3 separate regions of the Mus musculus genome follow, and all the other regions are linked to region 1. A link is a loop called in an ENCODE intact Hi-C map of the cell type or tissue named here. Cell type or tissue: left cerebral cortex. All regions are shown on one strand. Region 1 overlaps Cntn1 (contactin 1). Region 2 holds the start of Pdzrn4 (PDZ domain containing RING finger 4). Region 3 overlaps Gxylt1 (glucoside xylosyltransferase 1).

Region 1 (8,000 bases):
CTGTGACTTACTTTTCTTTTGAAACCCTACAGATCCCACACGAATTATTTTGGCCCCAATCAATGCTGACATCACTGTTGGGGAAAATGCCACCATGCAGTGTGCTGCGTCTTTCGATCCTGCCTTGGACCTCACGTTTGTGTGGTCCTTCAATGGCTACGTGATTGACTTTAACAAGGAAATTACGCATATCCATTACCAGAGGAATTTTATGGTATGTGTCTTATACTTCATCTTACCAACACCCTAATAGTCCTTCTGTGTCTGTACTAAGACTTCAGTTAAGGATCAGAGACATAGCTTACTAGGTAAGTAAGCCACCAAGCCTGTGGGCCTGAGTTCAATCTTAGAAACCCATATAACAGAAAGAAGGGACCAAACCTAAAAGGTTGTTCTCTGGTGAAACATGTACCATAGCTTACACACACACACACACACATACACACACACACATACACACACACACACACACACACACACATATATATGTATATATATAAATAATTAAAAATTCAGAAATATAATAATATTTTACATAATTTTAGTTTTATAAGGAGGTGACAGTCCTGTGAAAAGCTTTCCATTTTTCTCAGATTAATCATGGTACTCTAAAACATTTATAAAGGACTAATGTTAAAGAGTTTGGTAGGGATATTCTCAAATATCTACTGATCTCTAGGTTTATTTTCTCTTCCACTTATATGATTCGTTTTAAAGTAATTTATTTCATTCTGTGAATGTAGCAAATCAATGGAATATATTTGTTTCAAGGCTTGAGCTAGTCTTCGTGGTTTGAAAAAGATGAAATGGTTAATTCTCAGAAGTGGAAACTGTACATTCTCCAAACTTTGGGAATTGACACAGCGATCAGAGACCAGGGAGACAGTTGGGAAGCAACGCAGGGCTGTCATTGCGGGATTGCGGGGATTAACAAGCTGCTTGACCCTGGCACAGGACAAATTGGCTCTCCTAGTTGCTACCATTCTCCTCTCTGAAAAGGTTACTGCTTAGGGACTTGTGTATTTGTTTGGCACGTGCCCTTAATTAATATGTGCTGAGCTTGTCTGGCCTCCGTGGGAGAGGAAGTGTCTAGCCTCACAGAGTCTTCAAGTACCAGGATTGGGGCGGGGGATACCCAGAGGGCCCCAATCTGCTCAGAGGAAAAGGGAAGGGGTGGAGGAAGGATTGTGGCAGGGGGGTGACCAAGAGAGAGACAGTGAGTGTGATGTAAATTGAATAAATAAAAAATTCAAGTAAAAGAAAAAGAAGATGCGCAGAGGGTGGGAATTATGTCAATAGGAAGAAGGGGCACAGGAGAGGTGCAGGACTCAGATGGAAGGATAGTGGGGATATAAGCAAAGTACAATGATATATATATATATATATATATATATATATATATATATATATATAATAGCAAAATCCTTATTCAACATTTTAAAATGATAGAAAAGCAACAACAACAACAACAAATGAAAATACGCGGGTCTGGTAAATCGGACTTACATCTCAGCACTCAGGAAACTTAGTCAAAAGAATCTTAGATTCTTAAGCTGGAGGCTAGCCTGGGCTACATACTGAGTCCCTGTCTCAAGAAACAAAACAGAACAAAAAAGCAAAAATGAGGGGTGTGGACATTGACGTCAAAATCAGCTATTAATGTACACAAGTGGTCGAGCCAACCCAGTGTGATATTTCAGAACTTTTATTCCACGTAAGACCTGTACTGATATTTATGAATTATAATAGCATGATGCTTTAGATTATCCGGTTGCCTTCAAATTACTTGTCTAGGGTTTCTTCTTTAAGTTTAGTAAGCGTTCCTTTAACCAGACGGGGACATTTGTGGCATAGATGCACGGCCACCACTCCCTCCGTGTTAATGTATTTGCCCCTGCAGTTTCACCAGGATGTCCATTACTTGCAATTTACTGAGACTAGCTGTAACCATAAAACCAATCATAGACCTGCCAATTAGGTTTCTGAGCCAGAGTATACTTAAAAATCTACATAATAGACAGAAAACATTTATGATTCACCTAACATAGACTTGCCCATCATTAGTGAAATCAGAATCACAATCGTTATCAATTTAATAATTCTTCTTTACATATTAGATTGTTTTTGAAAGACACGTCTCACCATTTTTATCGATTTTAAGGAAAACAGTCAGAAAAACAGACATGCTACTTAAAAAGAGAAACAAAGTTTGGAGTTCATTTAATCCTTTGGTCTCATAAATTGAAGGATTTCAGAGCTACCATCTGGAAAGATGACAAGAGGGACTTATAAAGTATATTTAGTAGCTTCGGAGAAGTCTGCATAAATAGATTTGGGGGCATAAATTACCCTAATTAAGGTGAAACTTCACATTTAGGGCCGAGGTACATTCTTTAATATAATAATTACCCTGTGTTGTTTGACATAAATGCTCACTGTAAGAAAAAAATAGGGAAAAAGAATAAATGGGCAACAGATATAGAAGAGGGGCAGAGGAGACATTTTGCAATGCAAATGTATCTGAAACTCTATAAAAGCTTAAGGGCTTAAAAAAGAAGGGAATATCCATTTCTGTGTTTGCTAGGCCCCAGCATAGCCTCACAAGAGACAGACAGCTATATCTGGACGCCAGGGCCAAGAAGTGTGAGTGGGTGGGTAGGGGAGTTGGGGTGGGAGGGTATGGGGGACTTTTGGGATAGCATTGGAAATGTAAATGAAGAAAATACCTAATTGAAAAATAAATGATAGATATGTACATTAAAAAAAAAAGAGAAGAAGGGAATAAAGAAGTGGTTGAGCTGGGCAGTGGTGGTGCACGCCTTTAATCCCAGCACTTGGGAGGCAGAGGCAGGCGGATTTCTGAGTTCGAGGCCAGCATGGTCTACAAAGTGAGTTCCAGGACAGCCAGGGTTAGACAGAGAATCCCTGTCTCAACAAACAAACAAACAAAAAACCAAAACAAAACGAAAAACACAAACAAACAAACAAACAAACAAGAAGTGGTTGGTGTGCTAAAGGCAAAAAGGTGAGTTGGGGTAGAGATGGGGAGTGAGTCCTGAGACTATGCCTGCTCTCTCTGCAAATGACAGCCACAGAGGTTCAGAAAGTAGCTGCCCCCCACCCCCACCCCGGCTGGCCCACTGAGGAGTACTTGCTGGCTGTGGGCCCTATGTTGGGATTCCTCAACTTGGGTTACTCTCAGCTAACAGATAAGCCAAACCATGAGACACACCTGAATCAAGTTACCACATGTTCATTATTAGCATGTGAAAGAAAGACAGATGAGTTGAATTCTTTAAAAGAATATATAACCTCAAGATAAGAATGCATATTGTAAAACAGGCAAACAACGTAATTATCTCCTAACCCTACAAAAGTCCAGGAAAGATTTCATGCTGTGTTTCTTTTCTGACAATAACAACAACAACAATATCAGAGCTCAAATACACTACTAAATGACACTTAAGTGAAGGCATCAAAAATGTTTAAACAGTCTTTCAGAGACAATTCTCATGTCTAGCCCTGGCTTTTGTATTTGTTGAAACGAGCATTTTCCACCTGAAGCTCAGAGGGTAAAAAATGTACTAACAGAGGGCACATCTGTGGGCACAGGTGGCTGTGATGGTTGCTCAAAATTGCAGAGGCAAGAATTTCTCTTTGTCTATGTCACTTACATGACTTGACATTTTTCTTGATTCTTGATGGCATTTCATACAGGGATAGCATTGGTTGCTTTGACGCCATCTGCTGTTGCAGTGCTATGCACTAAGGCAACCGAAACTCTGGAAAAGATGTATGCAAACTCAAAATAACATTTAAAAAATAATCAGAGACTCCCAGGGTTTAAAATTCTCCAACTGCCATTATCATGTTTTGGCAATCATTACTGCCAACAGTTACTTGTCATCACTAAAAATAATGTAGATATAAACTTTAATCTTAATTACTTGAGTTTTCATTTCCAATTTAGTTGAAGAAAATAAATGTATCACTTAAAATTCAAGCCTGCTTTGATTTCAGCTTGCTATTTCCAGTTTTGACCACTAAGTGGCAGGCTTGCACAAGGTTTCAAGATTCATAGCCTAGACTAACTTAAGCAGAAACCTTTATGAAATGGAACAAATGCGTCTCTTCGTATTTACCGATGCCTGTGAGATGATGGGCAGTACTAAATTTCACTATAGTTCTTTTCTCAGCAGAGTCCATGGAAGAACGTAACAAGGCTTTACTGTGCACTTCTTTTTTTTTTTTAATTAGATATTTCCTTTATATACATTTCAGATGCTATCCCGAAAATTCCCTATACCCTCCCTCCGCCCTGCTCCCCTACCCACCCACTCCCACTTCTTGGCTCTGGCATTCCCCTGTATTGGGGCATATAAAGTTTGCAATATCAAGGTGCCTCTCTTCCCAGTGATGGCAGCTAGAGACAAGAGCTCCAGGGGTACTGGTTAGTTCATATTGTTGTTCCACCTATAGGGTTGCAGACCCCTTCAGCTCCTTGGGTACTTTCTCTAGCTCCTCCATTGGGGGCCCTGTGTTCCATCCAATAGATGACTGTGAGCATCCACTTCTGTATTTTACTGTGCATTTCTTTTAAGCATTTATGTTATCAATGAAGCAAAACAAAGGACTAATAACACGGTTCTTTTATTAATGGTCCTACTATACATAACATTTGTTATTTATTTCCTCATTTACTTATTGAAAACTCACTGAACATTATGCTTTGTGTAATAATGGCTAGCAAGCCTTTCATTTGTGCTTTAACAAAATTCATGTATAGATAAAATGTTAACAAATTAGCAGTTTAATACAAAAATTGATCAAAGCCATCTATCTGCATTATTTTGTTCTGCTAAGGTTTGATGGCAAATAATTATGTATTTTCTGTGTCCAGTTATAAAATTACTACCATTCTTATTTTCCAATTTAACTTACTCTCAGAGAGTAAACATACCACTAAAATTAATTTTAATTATAATTTATGTCAGTCAAACACTTCTCTTTTTTTAGAAAGAACTTGATATTATCTACACACACACATAAACATATATGTATATATCTATTCATAAAGATTCTAAGTAGTTATATATGTTTCATTTTATCCTTCACTCATGGTGGCAAATGACAGGCAAAGTATTTTTTTACTTGCTACATAATTGTATACAATTCTATTTTGTGTGTGTATGTATGCATGCATGTATGTGTATAAGTGTGGGAATACACACGTTCTGGCACACATATGTAGCTCAGAAGAGAGCATTCAAGAGTTACTCTTTTATGGCAGGGTCTCTTTTTGTTTTCTCTGGTGCACTGCATTCTACAGACTAGCTGGCCACGGAGCCTCTGTTCAGTTCTTTGTCTGCCATATCACTGAAAGAGGACTTAATGCCCACCACTGCATCTGGCTTTTTATATGCGTCCTAGGGGACAAACTAGGGTCATCAGGTTTGAGTGGCTGCCCTTTACTCACTGAATCAACTCCCTGGCCCACACTGGCCTAATTTTGACAACTGCCACCAATCATTTCCCTTCCGCTGTTCGACAGAATACTCATCATCATGGTAGCTATCTTGATTGAGCACATGGACGCTGTGTGCAGCCTTCTGATTTCTTTACCACAGTGTTGAAAGTTCAGTCTAGCAAGAAGTCACTACAGGTTTGCTAAAAATTCAGAGAAGCCGTCTGAGTTCCTCAGTAGCTCTGTCCTTCGTCACCTGTCACCTGACACTGGGTTATTTTTCACCTTTAATTCTGTGGCCCCTGCTCTGTAAGCATCATCTTTCCACCTTAAAAAAAGAAAAAAAAAAGCTATTGTATTAGGTTTCCAAAACCAATTTTTTTCTTTACAACACTTCTATGAGGATAATAAAATGCTGAAGCAGCTCTTGATAAAGAACAGAGTAACTCTTCTTGACTACTTCTGATAAATTTTATAAGAGAGAAATTGTGTCCTGCTAAAAGTCTATACATTGTTGTTTTTGTTTTTTGGGTTTTTTGTTTGTTTGTTTTTTGAAACAGGGTTTCTCTGTATAGCCCTGGCTGACCTGGAACTCACTTTTAGACCAGGCTGGCCTTGAACTCAGAAATCCGCCTGCCTCTGCCTCCCGAGTGCTGGGATTAAAGGTGTGAGCCACCACGCCCAGCACATCATTGTTTTTTAATTCCTACTGTCTGTTAACAGTTATCTCTCTCTCTCTCTCTCTCTCTCTTTCTCTCTCTCTCTCTTTGTCCTTCAACTCTAAAATAAATCTACAAGGGTTCAAAGATTTGGTGTATTGTTCCTTATTCAAACAGCTTAGCAAGGACCTCAAACAAAAGTGTCATTATATGTTTTTTTTTTTTAATGAGCCAATTGTCAAAAATGAATTCATCGGTCAGCAGACTATATTGTGTCACCATTTCCAGGCAACCCTTGAACAATCTCTTTAGCAATTACAGCTTCCCTTACGTACCTGAGGTTTTAAACATTTGATGATGCGCCTTACTTAGTGTTTTAATATTCAAAAATTCCGACACGGCTAATTAAAATGATGCATTATTGAAATCAATATCAATCTAAATAGAGAATATATTAGAGAACTAGTGATAGTTGTATGTGTGAAAATATAGTTTTTGAGATTCAAGGTGCCATTGTCAAGAGCCCTTTAAGGTGCCAAGTGATGCCTGACACTTACGATGTCAGTATTCTCAGTGTGCAGAGGTAGACAGGGGGACAGCAGGCATTAAGAAACCATAAGATGAGAGATAGATACAGTGAAAAGTTCATGGCGTGACCATCAGCCGGTGTGTACGATTTTGCCACTTCGACGTGTTTTTAACCTAAAAAGGAAAGCCACTTAATATAATGAAGGAAGGAAGGAAGCTAGATTCGGTTATCAAATATAAAAGATTGCCTCGGAATTGGTTACAAATTGTATCTTTCATGGGCTTCCAGCTCAGAGTGTGTGTGCGAGCGTGCCTGGAAAGTCTTTCAGCAGCCCCAGAAGCATCCCACAGCTCCTACTGAACTCCTGCTGTGAGAGGAGCCAGTGGCTGCTGAGGCTGCCCCTGATGTGCCTGCTGCTATTAGAGAAGCCATGGAGTGAGGTTTGCATGGGAGGCTGCCTACAATGCTGCTGTTAGGGGAGCCTGTGGATGCTGTCAGCATGGGGGGAGGCTGCCAATGATGTTTTTGCTGTAGCTGTTATCTAGCAAGTCTTCCTTCATGTATTGCAAACTTTCTTTCTTCTCCCTTCAATTTGAAAGGAACAAAGCAAGTTTGTGTCCTCCCACCTACTTGTTTGCTTCTTCTTTATGAGTCAGTTTGTTCCCACAATTTAGTAATATTTTAACTTTTATTTAACGCAATCAGTTTTTGGCAGCTAGTATACGAGGGAGGAGAAAGCAAGGATTGGGCCATTTTAGGTTGAATAGTCTTTTGACTTAAACTTGGGATACTTCGAAAGTGGTCAACCGCATATACGCGCTGGATATCCCCTGAACTTTACCAATCACAGTTTCCAGGATGTGATTCAACTCTCTGCATCTGAAGGGAAGAATTTTGCGATTCAGCCAAGCTGTGGCTTTTAGTGAAAATAAGTGAACATTCGTATCTAATTTGTGGCTAGAATGTGCTGAGGTTCACGGTCTCCAGTTGCTTGGTAAGCGTTCTGCCAACCACCGAGAACCACGGCTTCTCCCGAGGCTGGAAAGCCTTAGCTGTCTTTGTAAAAGACGTCAAAAAGCATTTCATATATATATATGCACTCTCCTAGAAAGGATGCGTGTGCGTTACCTCCTTTCCCTGCTGCAGAGTTTCAGCGTCATGCCTTCACCAGATATTCGGCCACAGGGCTGCCTGTTGATATTCTTCAAATTCCTGTGCAGTCCTACTTAGGCTCTAATATTTAAAACAGAGCTGGTTCTAACTTGGCTTAAATGAAAGCTTCTACCGAGTATGGGGGTGTAAAAGTGATCAAAGTATTGTATGAAATTCTCAAAAAAATTAATAGATT
Region 2 (8,000 bases), 130 kb after region 1:
TTCAACAAATTTCATATATATATATATATATATATATATATATCTCATACATATATATTATTTTCATTATTGTACGGTATTATCATATCTTTATCCATGGATATGATTTATAGTATGTGAAAACACTGTCCATGTGAATGGCAGGCATATATATATGTGTGTGTGTGTATATATTACATACAATATAATATGTAATACATACAATATAATATACAACATATGGTTCCAAGAGCTAGTTATAAAACTGTACACCACATGCCATGTTTCCCTAACTCTTTTGGAAATGCTCAAATTTACATTTTCTCTTGTAAAATGTTTCCCTGTTTTTTTTTTGTTTGTTTGTTTGTTTTGTTTTGTTTTTTGTTTGGTTTGGTTTGGTTTGGTTTTGTTATTGGCCTGTGCCATTTTTCAGCCCTGTGTGTCATTGTGTTTTAACTTGTTATTCTCTACGGTCATGGCTTTGGACATCTGTCCTCCCATCAATAATCAAAATGTTATAAGTTCCTAACGCTGTGCCACAGTCTGCTCATGCCTTACTTTTATAATAGGACTATCATGCCTGTTTGTAGAAAGATAAGACTGAATGGAGGGAAACTCTGAACTATATCAGCAAATAAAATTTATGTGGTAGCTTTGAAGTGGAAAATTTTGATTTCTTTAAAAACTCAATTGTGTCATGTGGTGTTTTTCTGGAAACTGTCTTATGATCTTTTGCTGAAAACAGACATTTCAGAGGGTGTATGGTGTTTACAAAGACTACTGCTATGATGTGCCACGCAATGCCTTACTTACTGGTCTTCACTGGTCTTCACTGGTCTTCACTTACTAGAGAGAAACGTTCAAAAGAACTTCTTGTGGTATTCTGGTTGATGCCGTGGCTTCTGCTGACTCATGCTGATTCCGCAGAGCTTTGCTGTTTCTGCTGGATCACATGGCGGTTTCTGACTCATGTTAGGTGTTTGCTATTGAACTGAACTGCTGTTAACCTGACAACCAAGAGTGGAGTCACCTGAGGGAGCTACTTCTCAACAGGTCCTCAACCCTCTTTTCCTAGTAACCTTTTTTTCCCTCTCCTACCTCCAGTCAGTAGGCTAGAAGGGAAGTTGATGTGTTTAAGAACTCTAAATAAAATCGGCCTTAAAAAAATTAAGACTACATAGATGTGTAGAACATATACAATATAGCTTTTTTATTTTGACAAAAACAAAAAGAATATTTCAGATATCTGGAACATCACTTCAAGGTTTCCTTGGCTCTCAACAGCTCTCAGAAGGTTCTGATTGGAAGCTATTTGCCATTATTATCACCAAGTCTGGATTTGTTTGTACTGATGCTCTTCACAGCCTTCCACGAACAGCACCCAGCTGGCAAGGAGGGTGATTAATTTAAGAATCCTCATCCCAAGCATCTCGCATGGTTTCTGGTTAACGGCGGTAAACCACGTGCTTATATCCCGGTGTTACCTGGTGTTATGGGCTCTTTGTGTTCTTAAGTTTCGGGAGAAGGCGATGGCCCTGGAAGGTCCCCTATGTTTTCAGGAAGGCAGGCCACACACCGAAGGACAAACTAGAAGGGATTTGGAATTTGGAATGATTCTCTTCTGTTTGAGTAAAGAGAGGCTTCTAACCGGGCCGGGGTGGCGCATGCCTTTAATCCCAGCACTCGAGAGGTAGAGGCAGGTGGATTTCTGCGTTAGAGGCCAGCCTGGTCTACCGGGTGAGTTCCAGGACAGCCAGGGCTATGCAGAGAAACCGTGCCTCTTTTGTTCATGATTATCACTTTGTTGTTGTTGTTGTTGTTGTTGTTTTCTTCCAGGTGCTCAAAAGGCCATACCCCGTGCCCAATAGTAAAATGTTTCTCATAGCCCATTCCCAGTAGTGAAATACTTCTCAAAGTGGAAAATACAGAGCGTGACAATTCTCTGAACTGGGAGGCAAGCTGCAGTTAATGAAACCTTAGTCTTTTCACCTGGCGGAAGGGAGGGAGGCTGCTCATTGCCTTCCCCCACAGCAAGAAAAAAGTGCCCCAGGCAGACAACTGGCCTGTCCCCAACCCTCACTGCTGGTTCAGAGATCACCCTTTGCTACAATCACCTGATTTCCATATCTTGATTTGAGAAGCCTGGCTCTGGGGATGATTTCCTACGTGTTTTTTTTTTTTGTTTTGTTTTTTGTTTTTTGTTTTTTGTTTTTTGTTTTTTTGTTTTTTTTCCAGCGCGGAAGCTTTAGAGTCAGAGTTCTTAGTTGACGTTTTGTTTGTTTTTTGTTTTAGTTACCTCCCTTGAAAGAACAAAAGTGTATTCATCACTTCAAACTTTTTTTCTTTCTAACTAAGGATTTGCCTGACACAAGATCCTGATCCCTGGAATGTTCCACCCTGGTAGACTTTAACATTCTCAGTATCAATGCTTTGCCCATGGCCAGCTGTACCCAGACAAAGCACCCTGGGGGACTCAAGTTCTAGACTCAGAGAAAGAATAAAGCTGGCCCAAACACTACTGTAAACAAGCCTCCCTCTCAAGGATAAACTTGAAAGACCGTGCATTACAAAGCCATAAAGAAGTGGGTAATGGGGAAGGGTTCACTCAGGTGGCTTCAATGAGCTTCAATACAGAGAAGTCAGGACCTAGCCACAGCTTTGAAACTCCAAGCCAAACTTATTCTGAGCTCACACACAAACCTCCCCCCTCAAAGAGCTCAGCAGCGGTAAGACCGCTGGCCCTGGCGCAGCTTGGGGGTGATTGAAAGAAGAAGCGGGGACACCCCTTTTGGCTCTCCTCCCTCCCACCACTAGCATGGGCTTCGCTTTGGAGCGTCTCGCGGAAGCCGTGGACCCCGCTTTCCAGTGCCAGCTACTGTGTGGCCAGGTACTGGAGGAGCCCGCGTGCACGCCTTGCGGGCACGTCTTCTGCGCCAGCTGCCTGCTGCCCTGGGCGGCGGGGAGACGCTGGTGCCCGCTGCAGTGCCAGCCGCTGGCGCCGGGCGAGCTGTACCGGGTGCTGCCGCTGCGCAGCCTGGTCCAGCAACTGCGCGTGCAGTGCAACTACAGCGGACAGGGCTGTGGCCACAGGGGCGACTGCGGGTGCTGGCAGTGCACATCCAGCGCTGCGCCTTCGGCCCTGCCAGCGGCTGTGACAGCCACTGCCCAGGCGGCTGCGGAGGCGGCGGGGAGGAAAAGCACCCGGCGACCAAGACCTGCTGGAGTGGGGACGCGCGTGAGGGGCCACCCGGACCTGGAGGTCGGCCTCTGGTTGTCGCCTGCTGTCGGGGTGGGGAAGACGCGGCGGGCGCAGGTCAGCTTGTTGCAGCGCAGGTATCAGGAGAAGTTGGCTCTGTACATGGCGCACACGCGCAACTTCGTCGGGAACCCGGGAGGCCGCGGCCAGGTAAGCCCAGGGGAATGAACCCCAGAGCACGGTTGGGATGGGAAGGGGAGCGTCTTCCCGACTGTTGAGGACTCCTTATGGAGGTGCCATCCCTTTTTCAGAGCTGCATCTGATTATGCTCTGCCACCTTCATCTGCATCGCTGCCCCAGAAACACCGTTTAGGATTAAGGGAGTCAAACTCAACTTCTCCAGGAGGAGAAATTGAGTGAACTCTTTTCCCATCCACACTCTGTTCTCATCTTCCACTCCCCTGCTCACCTAAGCTGCCCATCTTTCGCGTCCTTGGCCTGTGCCTGGAGCAAATTCTATAAGTAAACCGGTTAATTGGCTGTGAGAGACTTATTTTCTCTGCCAAAATATGCCTATCAGTTAACTACCCACCCTTTCCTCAGCTCAGGGGCCTCGAGGGATGGTGGTGACAGAGATACCGACCTTCCCTGTTGATTCCTCTCTCCTGACCTCACGAGACCTTATTGGTGGCCAGTGTGCCTGTTATTACCTGGGGACCTGTCCCAGGACAAGAACAAAGGCCTGAAGTCACAGTGCCTCCTTGAGTACCTGGCAGAGGCAGCTGTCTTCCCTACTTCATGGAAGGGGCTAGTCCTGAGCTGCGAGCTGCAGCCTGGGTAGAGAGACGTGTTTATCAGCTGTCTTCAGTTGGTGTTTGACTTGAACGGTCTCTGGCAGAGCAAGCAAGATTTGACAGAACTTGTACCCCCTACTCAAGTGCTGTTTTCACTTCTTCTACACGCCCCCCCCCACACACACCCCCCCGGGGAGGAGCAAGAGAGGGCTTCCGTTTGGGACTGGTTGCTTAGATCTGCCTCCCACCCTGGCCCTCTGTTTTAACCTTCCTACCCCTAGTCTGAAAAACAATGTGAGAGAAGCTGCTCTGATTATACGATGCACATGGAGCATACTTGGGTAAAAATGCCGTTGCATAACACAGCACCTTGTGCAGTTAGTTAATGGAGAGAATAAAAATTAAAAAGACTGGAGGCTACATGAGTTCCCTAGTCTGCTTGTGTATAGGATAATCTTCATTCCAATGGATGAGCTAGAGAAAAGCACACACGTTTGCTATGCACTGCCAGTCCATGATTCAATGCTGGCTGAAAGGAGCAACCGTTAGAATTACAGAATAAAGAACTAACTACAGCATCCCACCAAACTGTGCTTCTATGCCAGGGCTGTCCTATGCTGCAACCCTTTAATACCTCATGTTGTGGTGACCCGCAACCATAAAATTATTTTGCTACATCATAACTGTAATTTTGCTACTGTTATGAATCATAATGTAAATATCTGATAATGTGATTCCAGCAAAGGGGTTGCAACCCATAGATTGAGAACCACTGTTCTGTGCCTTGCCTTGTGGATTCATCATCAAATGCTGCTCTCCAAGGGTTGTGCTTTCTGCTGCCTCAAGGGGCTGCTGTGGGCTCTGGGAAAGCTCTTGAGGGGTGGGGCGAGGGGGGAGCAAGGTAGCAGTGGGGATGCAGTCGGTTTTCAATCCCTGCATCAGATGTGACTCCAGGTGTTTCAGTCCCTCAGAACAGTTAAGGTCTCTAATGGTGACTACAGAGCATCTTGTCTGGCTACTTCAGTGCCTGTTTAAATCAGTCTTTGCTAACAAACAGGTGGCTGTATAATTTATATTTGTTTAAATATTACTGTATCACTGGGAAAGAAATACATACTATTTACCAAGCAAACTTCTTTTATTTTTACTCTGTGAGAATTATGACAAACCTAATAGAGAGGCTATTTAAAATCAAGATGGCTGCCTTCCAGTAGACCCTGCATTACAGGGCCAGCCTGAACGTTGCTGCCGAAGGGACTTTATAAATAGCTCAGTGATTTTTTCAAACTCTACAGTGAAAATTTACATTAAAAAAATGTTTCTGAGATCCACTGACAACTTGTTTTACTTTTCTGTCATACAAAGTTTAAAAATAAAAAGCCCTGCCTGGTGAAGCCTGGACATCTGTTTGCAGTTAAGGTGGAGTCAGAGCGGGATACTCCCTGTGTGAAGTGCAAATCCATGTAGTTATTTGGAAACCCCCTTCTGCTCACAGGCGCAGCAGTTTTCTTCAAATACAGGCTTTAAAGTGTGATTAAGGAGAAAGCTGACTGAGTCAAGCATCCTTACGAGTCTTCTCTATTAACAGTACAGTGTCTTATATTGTTTTCTCATTTTTTTTCTTATTTATCCAGTTTTTTTTTGCTCTTTCACTTAGGATGGAGAGCAGAAGCCGTTCACTGTTGTGTTGGAAAGAGAAGATGACACTTTGGGATTCAACATAATAGGAGGCCGCCCATATCAGGTGACTACTTTGTTAATGCAGTGTTCTGCATATGAAGTAGACTAGGACTCAGACAAACAAGGGGTATGATCCTTAAAAGGATGTTTGGGCCCAAAGACCAGATTTTTTTTTTCTTTCAAGATTTATTTATTTATTTATTTATTTAATGTATGTGAATACACTGCTGCTTTCTTCAGACAGCACCAGAAGAGGGCATCAGATCTCATTTGCAGATGGTTGCATGTGGATGCTGGGAATTGAACTCAGGACCTCTGGAAGAGCAGTCAGTGCTCTTAACCACTGAGCCATCTCTCCAGCCCCCAAACTAGACTCTTAATGGAGATCTAGTACATACTCAGATTTTTTGTTATGAGATAATTTGAAAACAAAACACTCCACAGTTGATCATCTCGATTCCCTCAGCTACAGCGGTAAAGGGAGGGATGTGTTTCATATTTAACTACCTTCCTTGGACAGCACCATGGGCAGATGTCTTGGCCCTATGACAGAGAGACCTGGGTAGGCGATTTTCATTTGCAATACTTAGTACCTCGTCTGCCTATACTTCCTGTTCTCAAATGGTACTGTCTTTAGACGACAAGGCAGTTGAGAAGCTGACCGTAATGAACAAAATGTCAAAATGAATTTAAAAAGCAGAAAAGTGAGGGCTTTTTGTTTTTCCTTCCCACAATTTCTTAAGAAATGTCATACAAAGAGAGTTGATATGAAACATTTTTTGGTGTTCCTACTCAACTTCTTATTTAATGGGAAGAATACTCCTACTTTATATTTATTATTTTCAAATTTGTATTATGAATTTACACACTGTAGTTACAAAACCCTTTGGCATCCTGCAATTCTACACTGTCTTAATTTTGAGTGTAACTAGATAAAGACAGTGAAAATTGGTAAAGAGAGCCAACTTATTAACTGCAGTTAACTGCTCTGAGATGTCCCTGACCCATGAGGCACTGCTCTGAGATGTCCCTGACCCATGGGGCACTGCTCTGAGATGTCCCTGTCCCATGGGGTACCTGCTGTTCAACAACTCACCTCCCGTGGGACTTTAGGTCCTGCTCTAAGCTGGGTTTGGGACAGTGATGACCTGTGCCACTCTAGGGGTTCAGATGGTGCCATCCTGTGCTTTCTATGCAACGAGCAAACCGAGCAATCTAAGGCTGTTCTGCTGCTGCTCTGACCTGGTCCCAGTTATTATAAAGACACATTTTTCATATCATTTCCATTCTCCCTTCTATTGGGGGTTATTTATAAATGCCAGTTAGGAAGCTGATATTTAAAGGGCACTGGGCATTTTAAAGAATCACTTTCAATTATGTTTGAGGCAGATCAATTAAGGAGAACTTATAGGGTTAGTTTTAATTTTCCTGCCATAAAAATCAACTGACATTTAAGAACACATAATATATTGTTATTTTGACGATAAACATCTTCCTCAGGAAGTCTGACAAGATCATTGGTTTCTCGTGATTGGCTGAAATTCTGTAGTATCAAAATGCTGCATGTTTTGAGGTTTGTCTTTGTCCTGTGTAACGTGCACCCAGAACCAAGTACAGATAAAATTTGAATGGATTTCTTGACCATGTAAAGTTGATCTTTTAAGATCTCTAGATTTAAAATCATTCTGTCTCCTAGGTGCTCAAAAGCTATGATTCCAAATGCCTCACACTGGAAACTAAATTATATTTTTGGAGCTATGATTGCATCTAAGTTGTTATATACGAGAGGGTAAATTGGCTTTCTTCTTGTCTGTTTTTATCTCCCTCCCGTCACACATTTTAGGTGAGAGGTTTTCACAGTAATACTGTTGACCTTACCTTGCAGGCAGCGTTCTCCAAAGCTTTTCATGTGCATTCAAAATGTAGGATAAATAAATGATCTTGTCAGAGATGCTGGACTCGCTCATTACAGCTGTCATCTTGATTAATGACTAGTTGGCATTAAATAAGTTAATTCCGTGCCAAGTTCTCAGCTAAGAGAGTTGCATGTTGGAGCAGAATTATTGATAGTGTTACATTTAGAAAAGAAAATCATCCTTTACACGATTTAAAGTTTGCTTAATATGTAACTTTCTGTCAACAATACTTTTTTTCTATAGAATTCCCAGAAGCAATCAGCGCCTGAAGGAATTTATGTCTCAAAAATTTTAGAAAACGGACCTGCAGACCGAGCAGATGGCCTGGAGGTTCATGACAAAATCATTGCGGTAAGGCGGTAAAAAAAAAAAAAATAAAAAATAAAAAACAGGTGCATGATCCGCGATGTTGCTCACACATTGTTCACCTCTGAG
Region 3 (8,000 bases), 980 kb after region 1:
CTGTGTGGAGTTATGTGCACCACCTGTGTCTGGTGTCCACAGAGGTTAGAAGAGTGTGTTGGATCCCTTGGCACTGGAGTTACAGAGAGCTGTGGACCACCATGTGGGTGCTGGCACCAAGTGCTGGTAATGACTGCGCCACTCTGTCTGACAGTGACGATTCTTTAAGGTTTTTCTTTTACTATGTCTACCGTCTCCCGTCCTCTTGAGTCCACTGAAAACGGTTCAGCTGAAAGTATCCCCGCTGAGGAAAAAGCAGACGTAACCCTTGTCCCAGCCACCATTCCAGGTCACGCCACAAGCTAAGGATTATTTTATAACATTTCAGTACTCCCTGAGAGGAGATATTCATATAAAAGCTGGAAATATCTTTTAGACTTAAAAACAACAAACAGACAAACAAACAAATGGCCAGACTGGCCTCTCATTATCATGCTAGGGAAAACCAGTGGGCGATTTAGACATTTCAATGCAGTTCCCTTCACAGACCTCCTCTAAAGGACATTAAAATGGAAAATATGTGTTTCCACAGGGAAAGAAAAAAAAAAGACAACTACCACTAAAGGACCAGTGAACAAGGTGACCAAGAAACATGCCTAGCATCGATGGCTCATACAAGGCTGGTTCTGGCAGTGCACAGCGAGCACTGACCTAGGCAGGGGACCCCATGTTTCCGCAGTTTCCTCCACGTGCACCTGTCTCCCCACTATCCTTCCATCTTCCTCTCACTCTGCCTTCCGCCATTCTCTTAACCCTCTCTCTCTTTCCCTCTTCCTTGACTACTCATTTCCATCTTCCTTTTCTTCTCTACTTCCTCTTCCTTGGCATCTGTTCCTCCCACATACCATCAACAAATCTACACCGGAGAAACCAGAATGCTCCCAGCCTCGGGGGAGCCCGTGTGCGGTAAAACCGGGCTCCATCAACACTGGCATGGCTGAGGAGCTCCACGCGTTCCTCCAGTCACCCCTTCCAGGCCTCACCTCTTTGGCACTGCAGTCAGCACACCTCCCAAGCCCACAAAGAGGGGAGTCCATGCCAGTCCCCATCTGTTCTCCTCATTACACTGACAGGCGTGGCGTAGGTCATGAGCACGTCTTCATGAAGGAAAACTGCATTTTCTTAAAACACTTTCTAGAGTTTTTCCAAACTCTTTTCATACAAATGAAGTTTGGTGCATTTTCAAATCCTTTCTTTAAACAGCCTCAGTCAATCACAGTGGAACACGTGGGGCTGAGTCTTCAGCTACTGAGAAAATGGCATCTGAAGGGACTTACTCATATGAATCCCTCTGTCAAAAACCCCACTGCTTCCTCTATCCAAAACAGCACTTACAATTTAGCAATTGTGCCAATAACTGTGACATCCTAACTTCCACCTTAAAGATAGCGTAATAATTTCCATGCTTCCTAAACTAGCTGATATCGGATCCTTCTGAGGAACTCATTTAAAGCAGAATCACCATGTCCCATGCGTAGCTAAGACACGCAGGGAAATGGGTTAAGGACTGGGGAGGAGCTGGAACCAAAGGCCAGCTGCTGCTCTTGCTGGGGATGATATAGTTGCTCTAGTCACTTGTAAGTACCAAAGCACTCACTGCAGGGACACAGAACGATGCCTGCCGGAGACTTTAACATAAGAAAGGAATAAATGAAGTAAATGTAGCAAGACCCTGACGGGTGACAGACTGACCAGTGAGAGCCGCTGCACGAGGCTCTTACCTCTTCTCATCTTCCATTATTTTCTGTACTGCCGGGCCCTGACCACATAAAGCAAGCACTCTGAATATTGAGGTATAGCCCTACTCTACTTTGATGTAAGTTTTTAATCTCTTCATTTAAAAATTGTCTTAAAGACTCCTTCCTAGGTGTAGGAGATGCAGGACAGCTGACTTTGGCAAGTTCTCTCATATCACGTCAGCCAACGGATAAGGTTCCCCCTCACGGTCCCCCCTAACGAGCTACACTGCACACCGTCCACAGGGGCTGCCTTTACGATGGCGTTCTGCCAAGGAACCCTGGCTGCTGCTCCCTCAACCTGTCTGAGTACTGAGCTAGTTAACAATTCCTCCCCTGGGCGCAGATCCTTTTGATGGTATTTTAGACCTTCTCAGTCTGTCTCTGGTGAACTACAGAAGCTGGAACAACTGTACTGATCCCGTCTTCCGAATATTCCCAGAGGATACAGGACCATCACAACCGATACTGTTCCTTCATAACTTCCCTTTCTTCATGTACGGTTTAAAAATCCGAGAGAAAAAGAAGACAGACCAGGACTCAGGAGCACCTGGTAGGAAGAAACATGAGCCCCAGTACGTGAGATCACGTGCCCCAGGACAGCACATGCTGCCCGCTCAGAGTCCGTGAGGTGTCAAGGCAACACGAGCAAGGAGCACTCTTCCAGAGTTTAACAAGGCAATTGTCTTCAATGGTGTTCAAAATAAGAAATGCACATTTACCCAAATCAAAACTTTTTCTACAGCTAGATATAAAAATCTTCTCCCTCCAAACCAGCCACCACATCTGTCTAATCTAAAGTAAGGCTCTGAATTTTCTCTTCAAAAGGATCCTGGAAATGCACTTGAGGTAGAAGGGAAGTCTGAATGGACCACTGTTAACCTCACAGGCTTATGTATTTGGTCCGTTGCATTTTCCACAGTCCTTTTAGTGTTGCGATTAGATTCTTACTTTATTCTCAGCATAATATATTTTGCTTCCAGAATGCCCAGTAAAGCTGAAATTTCTCACTTAAAGTGATTTTTTAAAATGTCCCCAAATATCTTAGAGCTTAGGTTTGGCAAGACAATTTAATACATACAAAATGAACACACTTCATTTGTCAACACACACACACACACACACACGCACGCACTCACTCTCACACACACACACACTCATACACACACACACACACACACACACACACACATACACACACACAATGCCTCCTTTAAGTTTTCACTATTTCCTCCTTTCTCATACAGGTAATTTTTAAATGTGCAGCTTACTTAAAATCTACAAATAATCTCAAACATGATTGTCACCAAATATCGTAGAGCAGAGATGAAATGTATGCGGGTACATAGATTGTCAATGGTTACATTGGTTACATCACATTTCTTAAGAAACAGAACCTTTCTGCTCCTGTAAACGTTTTCTCCCACTGTAAAGTGAGGTTAGTGCTGACATAGTTATTGCTAAACTCACAGCTTGAGTCTCCACCACGTCGAGGTACATTGTCTCCATCCACCCTCCCAGGCCTTCCTTACTTGATTACGAGCCAACCCAGCTCACAGCCCACACTGTCCAATGCTTTCACTACTGCTGGAATGACACCAAGTAACGTTACAAAATACCAGAGATCCGACTGTCTTCTCCCTGGAGCACAAGAGTTCAACTTACTCTTCATGACATGAATATACTGCTCTTTAATTCTTCCAAAGAGAATTATTGTGGAGACAGAAATGCCTCCCTAAATCCTTTTCCAGTCTATTCCTTCACATCTCCTGAGGCGTTGCTTGTCTCATCCATTTCCTTCGGTCATGAAGAATCACCTTTCCTTCGGTGGCGTGTCATAACGGTTTCTTATGCTTTTTGTCAACTGCTTGATAAATATTTTGTACGTTTTTCCACAGTATGTGTGAACTGTCTTCTGCAGCTCCAGCTCTAAAGGTTTTAGTAAGGAACGGACGGAATCATCCTCAAGAGAGCACTAGAGAAGAAATACAACAGGCAACAGTACAAATGATTAATTGTTTTCCAAGTAAGTTCTCCAGTCAGTTAAATATTAACAACTACCATTTGCTATCTCACATGAAGTACACTTAGCCAGTGGTATCAGTGAATTAAACATGACTATTTATTAGAGAAGGGATTGATAGCAAATCTCTGAGGACAGGGACTCTTTAGAAAGAGGCAATGCAAGGACTTCCCAAGCCAAGAACACATGCAAGAGCAGAAAAGATGCAGAGAAATGCTGGAGGGTGGGGCATACACCTTTAATCCCAACACTCAGCAGGCAGAGGCAGGAGGAGTTCCAGGACAGCCAGGGCTACACAGAGAAACCCTGTCTCAAACAAACAAACAAACAAAGCAAGAAGCAAAAGGATGCAGAAAAACTGGCATAAAATGGCTAAACTTGTTACAGGCACCCGGGAGAAACTAGTAAAAGCCAGACTCACTCACGGAAAAGGGCAGGCGCCTTCCCATTCAGTCCGTCCCACTCCATCCCCTGAACCCACGCAGCGACACTGCTGACGCTGTTAGACACCAACACTACAGCCAGAGCAGGAAGAGTGAAATGAGTCACTTCCCAAAGAAGCTCAGAGACTTAGTACAGTGTGGCTGTGATGATGATGGAGAAAGCCTCCAGAGGATCCGTATGCTAGACTGGACCCTAGGTCACTCAGAGTGACTCTGGGAGGTGGTGGTGTATTTAGGAGGGGGACCTAATAGAGGAAGTTAAATCATGGTGACATTCCTTAGAGGGGGAAACGGAACGGCGACTGCTCCTGTCCCTTCTCTTGCTTCCTCTGTTATCTCCTCTCATCATGATATAATGTTTTACCACAGGCAACGCGGCCAGGTGACTATGGACTGAAATTTCTGAAACTGAGCAAAAGAACACTACACATAAACTGACAAACTCAAGCGTTTCTTAATACAATAGGAAGTTTGTGGCCATACTACACAAAAGAACCCAAGGATAGATACATATGAGAACTGCCAAGTACCGCAGACTCTTCACACTCTTATAGCACATGACTGTCTAGAAAGTAAGCAAGCCAGAAACTATCAGTTAAATGCTGATGGTACATTTTGGCCACGTTCTATCTATGATGCAGAACTGAGATAGAAACTGAGATAAAGTGAACTGAGGTTATCCCCGAGGGTCGGTCACAGCACACGGATTGAAGGGGAACAACACCCCTCCCAATCACCTCCCTGCCGGCCTGCTTCAGTATGGCTGCAAGGCGCTATGCAGACTGATGGGAAGAAATCAGTTGGAGCGACTGTCAGAGACTGCATGAGTGGTAACAGAGCTGAGAATGAGAGCTGCTGAATGCTCACCACGAAATGAGCCATCTCTCAAAAGGAGGGATGGGGGCTGGTGAGATGGCTCAGTGGGTAAGAGCACCCGACTGCTCTTCCGAAGGTCAGGAGTTCAAATCCCAGCAACCACATGGTGGCTCACAACCATCCGTAACAAGATCTCTCTTCTGGAGTGTCTGAGGACAGCTACAGTGTACTTGCATATAATCAATAAATAAATCTTTAAAAAAAAAAAAAAAAAAAAAGGAGGGATGGGCATGTCAAGATCTGGATCTCTGTGGAACACTGTCCTCCAGCCATGACAGGGCTGCCCCACAAAGTCTCAGTGGCTCTGATTACCTGCATGAGATCAGGCAAGACTGGGCAGAGCACCAGTGTCATGGAGGGACAGACTTAAGTGGTGGCACCCCTTCTTAAGGAGTTAAGTGGCAATTAATGGTTCCTAGACGTGGGAGCTCTCTTATCTACAGCTCTACATTTTCCTCAGTAGTGTGCCCACTGGTAAAATGGAAGGAAGGAGAAAGGGAGAGAAGGTAGAATGGTGGGTGGGTAGGTAAGAGGGAGAGAGGGAGGGAGGGCGGAAAAGGACATGGAAGGAGAGGGACTACCTGGGTAGGGGAAGGGATCAGAAGGATAAGAGGTGAGTACAGTAAAGTGCATGTGTGGGGATGCACACCCTGTCATGATACGATATAATAGATGATTGATATATGAAGATAGATATAGATATATGTCTTATTATATATGTCATCTACTATATGTTCTATATGTGCTAACAATGCACTATGTAGAAGAGGTAAGCTAACAGTGACCTGGGCTGGGAAAAGCATGACAAAGATACCAGGAAGTCATGTAAATAAGAGAAAAAGAAACCAAAGCTCTGCCCGAAGACATTGGTAGTGGATCTGAAAGCGAAGGTGTACCTGTGTTCCAAGCCAAATCAGAAACACCTTCTGCATCAACACAAATTGAAGGAAATACAATCATGGAGGGCAGGCACCCCAAAGCCTAGAGTTTGTGAACTGTGGGCACAACATCCCAACTCCAAGAGGAAGCTACACAACTGTAAGCTAGCAGGAAGCTTTGATGTTTACCAATCAAAGGAGTTTAGGAACACGTGGCAGATACACCTGAGTTTAACATCCGTATAATGGTTAATAAACACCTTTAGTCTTAATGAGAAAGGAATTGCAGTTCTTAGGTGTCAAGAAGATAATTTATATAATTCAAGCTCAGACATGCAGAGCGAGAACCTGTGACAAACCATGAAGCCAGATCTTGGGAGCAGGTGACCTTACAATAAACGACAGGAAATTCTTTACACTATATTTACAAACTCCGCATGATACTGTAAATTTTAAGTGAAAACTTCGGGGGAGCAAACCTTACATTTCTTAGTGCTTCATACACAGCTCTGAATGCTGGCTGCTTGTCGTCATGGTAAACACCTCTGTTTCCATGAAGAATGAAGACTCCTTCTTCTTCTGCTTCTCGGCAGTTGCTCCCATATATACAGTGATCTGGTCGGTAATTCCATTGACATGGAAAAACAAAGAGGCTTTCTACAACGAGGAGAAGACCAGCAACAGGAGAGCGATAAAGCACGCAAGGACTCTACGGAATCGACACTTAAAAACTATAGATGGTCTTTAGATTTCTCCCAACCAAATCAGTATTCAAATCTTACTGAAATATAGACAACCATTAATACAAGCAAAATTCGAACCAATGTGTTTCCTATGGTACAAAGGATTGAATTGAGGACACTGTACCTGCTAACCAAGTACTGTACCACTGAGCTGACCCCAGCCCACTGTTTCTTGCTTTTTGATTTTTAGTCTGTGATTGGTTTTACAAATGTAAAGAATTAAAGGAATTTAGATGGTTACCTGGATTGTGGGAAAACACGATATTTAACAGATCCTGATCGCCCCACGTGATGTTCAGTTTGTACTTTTTAAGCAGTGGCATAAGTATGTCCCCCCATTGTAGCCGCGCAGTTGTCATATCATTCTGTTGATAAAAGCATTGCAAAGTTTTAGCATTCACGTTCCAGGGGCAGCGTGACAGCTCCCATTCTTCCCTTAGAACCACTGCAAAGCCCAAAGAAAACAGAAAACCCCCTAGTTACACAACCATGTGTCCTGTACAACCTGCGCATGAGGAGGCTGCTGGTCCAGAAGGGAAGGCCGCATTGATGGTGAGACAGGGAGGGACCAGCACAGAGCGGCACGGCAGCTCACCCACTCATGCTAAAGTGAGAGCTATGAAAAGTGGTTTCTTGCTTTGTTTCTTGAGACAAGGTTTTACCGTAGACTGGGGCTATCCTCAAACTGATGATTTTCCTGTGTCTGTCTGGGAAGCAGAAACTACAAACTGTACCCCCACGGCCATCTTTGAAAGCTCGTGGCTTGGTGAGGCTGGGTTGCTGTGGATGTCCCTGCAGATGTCCCTGGAGTTCTCTCAGTGTACACAGAGATTTGTCCACACCTTCCCAGGAGAAATCACCAAGCAGCCGGCCTCTCACTGAAGCATTCACTGAGACTCCTGGAATGCACTGCTCTCAGACCATGGGGGACTACAGCACCACTAGTACATAAAATTTATCAATGGATTTTTGATCTTTATTTTCCATACTCTACGAACTTATTTCTGTTAAGCTTCTTGCTTTTCTCTTTTCTTTTTTTATACACAGTCTTATGTAACCCAGGCTGGCTTCGAACTCATGGCCAATGAGCTCTTGCTTCTCTCTGCCTCCCAAAAGCCGGGGAGGCACACTGCTTATTAGCATTAAAACTTTAACTGTAGTTATTTTATTTATTAATTTCAAATAATTTTCTTTAAACTTCCAAAATAACAGTGATTTTTGACAGGGAAAAAAAAAACCACGTGCCAGACATTGTTCTGAGCACTTCTTACCAGTTCAACCCCAACTCTAACACAAACACA

The links. Peaks named below come from ENCODE experiments on the same cell type or tissue, not always from the same donor. Only the 100,000 strongest peaks of a DNase experiment are listed, where the experiment ranks them.
Region 2: it touches region 1 in a loop (2.3-fold over the local background); 4 of 42 quality-filtered maps call a loop at or near these places.
Region 3: a loop joins it to region 1, with 5 times the contacts of the local background. A loop is called at or near these places in 3 of 42 quality-filtered maps.

Annotation. Positions count from the first base shown.
Region 1 is chr15:92,261,441-92,269,440 of GRCm38, forward strand. Cntn1 (contactin 1) reads left to right here. Exons shown (of 24, transcript NM_001159648.1): 14 at 33-214. Among named protein-coding and RNA genes, the nearest start is that of Gm36901, 64 kb to the left of the region's middle. In left cerebral cortex, a CTCF peak has its summit at 4,038; a DNase peak (open chromatin) is centred at 4,046.
Region 2 is chr15:92,394,121-92,402,120 of GRCm38, forward strand. It overlaps Pdzrn4 (PDZ domain containing RING finger 4), which reads left to right and starts at 2,690. Exons shown (of 10, transcript NM_001164593.1): 1 at 2,690-3,385; 2 at 5,627-5,713; 3 at 7,809-7,916. The coding sequence starts at 2,795. In left cerebral cortex, CTCF peaks have their summits at 2,991 and 4,814; DNase peaks (open chromatin) are centred at 3,034, 3,309, 3,484, 3,727 and 3 more places; H3K4me3 peaks cover 2,191 bases; H3K27ac peaks cover 1,460 bases.
Region 3 is chr15:93,241,419-93,249,418 of GRCm38, forward strand. It overlaps Gxylt1 (glucoside xylosyltransferase 1), which reads right to left. Exons shown (of 7, transcript NM_001357006.1): 5 at 6,941-7,064; 6 at 6,441-6,613; 7 at 1-3,711. The coding sequence ends at 3,550. Among named protein-coding and RNA genes, the nearest start is that of Gxylt1, 30 kb to the right of the region's middle. In left cerebral cortex, no CTCF peak of the experiment used is centred here; DNase peaks (open chromatin) are centred at 4,232, 7,282 and 7,767.